2 separate regions of the Mus musculus genome follow, and region 2 is linked to region 1. A link is a loop called in an ENCODE intact Hi-C map of the cell type or tissue named here. Cell type or tissue: heart. All regions are shown on one strand.

Region 1 (2,500 bases):
CATTACAGCATCGTATTCACTGCCATGGCAACAGGCAGAACGGTGTCGCGCCATCTCAAAGAGGCCTGGCTAGGAAGACATCCTTTCTGGGTGAGTCTTCTCCTTTCTGCCTGGCTGCCTACATGCCGAGCAACCTCCATCAAAAAATATACCAGCATTTCAGATCCACCTTCCGTCTCATAGATGACATTGCAAACGTCCCTAGGTGGGTGCATTCCCATTGTCAAATCCTCTTGTGGTGCCGTCCTTCATTCAAGATGGTTCCTTACTTATGTGTACATGCGATGACATCTGAGAGTCAGAAAGCCCTCCTGGACTGTTCACACCGCCCAGTGCCCTCGCTGCTGACACCAGGTAAACTCACCATTTAGCAGTAGCAGATAAAATGTGACTGGCAGTGTCACGGGCCCTCAATTCTTTGCTCCTTTCACCCACCCCTCTTGGCAATTTAAACAACCATAGTATTTGCTGCTTTGGTGGGTATGAGCTGTGTTCCATGGATGTAGGGGTGCCTGGCAAACAATGCGGGAGAAAGAATGTGGTTCTGACATAATGTCGAATAATATAATGTTAAATGTTTATAGTCAGATAAAAGGAAATGCTCAACTGTGGCCTCTGTGGGGCAAAACACATAGACATGTGCACATGTGTGTATTATAAACACTGCCATAATACAGGATGTATAGCGCTTGCTTTTAGAAATAATAATAAAATACCAACATTCTTTGTTCTAAATTTCACAGAGCCCATTCAGCTCTCCCTGAAGCAACTTGTTGATTTTTGCTGAGCTCTTGGAACTGTGCCTGGCTGCAAACGGTGATGGAGTATGGCTCAGACATAAATGTTGAGTAATGCCTCCTTAAACGTTAATGTATGGGTTAAAAGGAAACCTTGAATGCGCAGGTTGAAACTTGGCACATTCATCAACGGCACGAGTGACTTCTAAATCAGGCGATGATTTCCAAATGCTAGCAGAGTAGTTCCTGAAACATCTGGGCTAGTCACAATACACCAACACAGATAGGATGCACTTTTCAGTTTATGTAAGAGGCAGTTTCCTTACATATGTGTCTTTGTACTGCATACATGCAGTACCTACAGCAGCCAGAAGAGGGCACCAGATACCCTGGACTTGGGTTACAGAGGGTTGAGAGGCACCACAGGGTTCTAAGAATTCAAACCTGGATCCTCCTCATGCTCTGAATAGCTGTACCATCTAGTCCAGACGCGATACACTTCTAAGTTTAATCATATTAAAATTCCCGGCACTTTAGCCATGATGAGTATCTACCATGTTGGATTTCAGGCTGTCTGAGGACATTGTGCAGTGACATGCCATTATGTCATATTCAGATATAATAAAAGACCATAGATGCTAATGCAATGTAGGAAAATAATTGAAATATAATATGTGTGTATGACTTTATTTTTTTTCTTTTATTTAGGAGTGCGTGAACACATGCACACAAGTCAGAGTGTATGTGTAAAAGCCAGAGGTCACCTTTGATGAGTCAGCTCCTTCCACCTTTATGTGGATTGTAGGAATTGAACTCTGGTCACCAGGCTTATGCGACAAGTGCCTTTACCTGCTCAGCCAATCTCGCTGGCCCCTACTTTTCTTTTTTCATATAATTATTTAAATTCTATTGCTCTTGTTTTGAGACAGAGTCTTCTTGTATAGCCCAGGCTGAGACATGCTTAGAGGCCCCCGTTCTAGCCTCTCTAGGGCTGGGATCACAGACCAGGGCACCTGGCTTTGTGTATCAACTCAGTTGTTGTTGTTTTCTTTTGTTTCTAAGAAGGGGTCTCTCTATTACATAGCTCTGACTGTCCTGGAATTCAGTATGTAAGCCAGGCTGGCCTTTAACTCACAGAACACCACCCCACCTAGCTACTTATTCAATTTATTTATTTCTGACAAGATCTCTCTCTACATAGACCTCGCTGTTCTGGAACTCACGATGATGCCAGTCTGAGCTATATACAAAGCGGGACTTATCTCAGTAAGCTCTAACCAACAAAAGGCGAAACAAAGAAACAGCTTCAAGAAAATGGAAAGGAAAAAGAGACAGAAATAAGAAGGAAAATTATGTTTGTTTTTAAAAGTCTGTTATTAAGAAAGTAATTTTCTGACACAAACTCTGGGTCAGCTTTTGTGGGTACTCCCTGCCCTGTGGCTTCCAGAGCCCTCCCTGCGGGCCTGCTGTGGTGCGTGCCCAGGAACCCCTTGGGCGTTCCCTGTCTGAGGACCTGACCTCTTACTTCTTTGGAAGGACAGGATGAGATTACCAGAGCTTTGGATCCATTTTTGGATCAAATGAAAACCGCAGGCTAGTCCTCAGAGTAGCCTTCTCCTCTTACAGAGCTGGCTGGGCTGTAAGGGCGGGGCTCCGCCTTCCCTGGGACCAAGGCTTGGTCACGTGCTGCTCACGAGGTGCGCAAGGTTCCACCATCCTCGTTACCCTCGTTTCCGTTTATTTTGTATCCATTGTAAGCAGAG
Region 2 (2,500 bases), 290 kb after region 1:
TGCAGGTGACCGAACAGTTGAAGGTTCGACTCCAAAGCTTCCGAGTAATGTTCATCTAGAGAAACAAATATCATATTATAGTCTCTTTACTTAAAGTTTAATTAAAGTTCTCTTTAATGTCTTAGTATATTTTTGCAATCCAAACATCATTTAAAACAGCGTTAAAAATCTACTGATAGTTGAGAACAATTTCTTCTGCTAGGAGAAAAAAAGCTGGTTTACAATTAGTAACTGTATAATATTTGGTATTATTTTATTTTGGAGACTCTCTGTGCAACCCTGGCTATTTTGGAGCTCACTCTGTAGATCAGGCTGGCCTCGAACTCAGAAAAAAAAAACAAAACAAAACACACACACACAAAATAAGGTATATTCTAAATACATAATTATCACTGAGATATACCAGAATGTCAGTAATTTTATCTCCCAGAGAATGTGTAGTTATAAAACCAGAGTAAAGACTCTGTCTCCTGGTTAAAGGTGATTTAGTACTAAGAGCTGTTAAACAAGTACAGTCATGGGGCTGAGAGGTAAAAACCCCAAGCCCTATGAGCAGCCATGCTCGGTGCCTTTGCCTATCCTAAGCACCACTCGATGGTCCAGAGCAGTGTCCTCTAAGCTGGTTTGATAATGCAGACGAAGCATTCTTTTTTTTGGGGGGGGGGGGAGGTTGTTTTGTTTTTTGGGGGTTTTTTTGGTTGGTTGGTTGGTTGGTTTTTGGTTTTTGTTTTTTTTTTCGATACAGGGTTTCTCTGTATAGCCCTGGCTATCCTGGAACTCACTTTGTAGACTCAGAAATCCACCTGCTTCTGCCTTCCAAGTGCTGGGATTAAAGTCGTGCACTACCACGCCCGGCCAGACGAAGTATTCTTAACCAGCAAGCTTAGCCATTTTGACCTTGAGTTCTCTACTTTTGAGCCAATGATCTGTCTTCTCAGATAACTAAGTCTCAAGCCTAGGAGGGCACGGCTGCCACCTACTGGTGCTCACTGGAAAGACAAGCTATACAGTGGAGAAAAGGCTTCCGGATTCTCCAACATTTACTACAGTTACACATACTTACAAAAGCAGTACTGAATGACATCCTGGGCATGGTGGAGACGAAGCAGGAGGATCACTTCAAGTTCAAGGCTGGCCTGCGCTTAATAATGAGACCTCGTTCATTTTTGCGGTCTCTCTCTCTCTCTCTCTTGCACTGTCCTACCTATTAAATGATGAATTAGAAAACACCAGGTCTTTGTCCTCAGGTGGCTCACATTTCAGTGAGGAGATAGACTATAAGTAATGTTCTCAAATTATCACGTAGATAAATCAATTAATGCAATAAGTGCGTAAGATCTTTCGAACACATGGTAGTTAGATGCAAAAACCTCCTTAATCAGCACCCACTGGATAGAGAGCTGAAACTTAAGCACAAGAAACACCATGCCCCTGAAAGCCACACCTACTTTCTTACCTACCCCCACCCCACTGGTTTTTCAAGACAGGGTTTCACTCTGTAGTCCTGGCTGCATTTTCTACTTTAAAATCAAAATATGCCAAATTATTAACTTGTCCATGAGGTGCCTGGTTAATGTCCATTTCGCTCCGACAGAGACACCGTAGAGCCTTATTACTTTATAACCACTGCAGTTCTCTCTGGCTGGAATGCCACGCGCATGCTCCAGTGCACCCGAGAAATGCTAGCACCGCAAGCATTCATCAGCTGCACACGCGGACCACGCCAGAAGCCGATAGATACTCACTGCATCCTCCACATCGATGCACAAGTGCGTCTCAGGCTCAGCCTTGTTCTCAAGCCCGTTCAGTTTCTGCATTTGACTGTACAGGAGGCTCAGGTTTTTATATGCCTCTTTACAGTTTCTGCACACTTCGGAGTAATTTTTTGGTGGGAGGAGACTGTATGTGTGCCCCTAAAATGACAGAAGGTAGATGTAAGACACACAGTACCTACTGGACACAGTATCTCTGCGTGTCAACCATTTGACACCCTACCCTGCCACAAAGCCCAGATTGAAGACAATTTGCTGTGTGACAGGACTGGCGTGAACCCAGCGATACAGCCACATCGCATAGCCACCAGGTAGACGCCAATGACACACCTTGGGGGAAAGGCAAGTCTCCTTAACAGATGGCGCTGGGAAGTTGGATAACTGCATATCAAGACTGAAACTAGATCCCTCGCCCCCGCTCTGACAAAAAAAAAAAAAAAAAAAAAAAAAACAATTGAAAAATTAGTCAAAGACCTTAATTTAGGACCTGAAACTTTGAAATCACTAGAGGATAAACATGCAGAAAACACAAAGACATGAGAATAGGCAAAGAATCCGGTTGACAGCTCAATGGGTAAGGCTGCTTGCCAGTAAGCAGTGACCCAAGTTTTGTCCTTGGAACCCATAGGCAAGCTGTCCTCTGACATCCACATGTACCCCCTAGATAAATATAAGAAAATAATTCTTTTTAAAATAAAAAGGCAATGGCGTTCTGAACAAGCCTCGAA

What was found. A loop is a pair of places that touch in the nucleus more often than their neighbours do. Peaks named below come from ENCODE experiments on the same cell type or tissue, not always from the same donor. Only the 100,000 strongest peaks of a DNase experiment are listed, where the experiment ranks them.
Region 2: a loop joins it to region 1, with 5 times the contacts of the local background. A loop is called at or near these places in 7 of 42 quality-filtered maps.

The regions. Positions count from the first base shown.
Region 1 is chr10:42,988,715-42,991,214 of GRCm38, reverse strand. It overlaps Gm5079 (predicted gene 5079), which reads left to right and starts at 53. Exons shown (of 3, transcript NR_153349.1): 1 at 53-354. In heart, a CTCF peak has its summit at 1,109 (motif pointing right); no DNase peak of the experiment used is centred here.
Region 2 is chr10:42,695,663-42,698,162 of GRCm38, reverse strand. Ostm1 (osteopetrosis associated transmembrane protein 1) reads right to left here. Exons shown (of 6, transcript NM_172416.3): 4 at 1,746-1,913; 5 at 1-55. Among named protein-coding and RNA genes, the nearest start is that of Ostm1, 18 kb to the right of the region's middle. In heart, a CTCF peak has its summit at 976 (motif pointing left); a DNase peak (open chromatin) is centred at 932.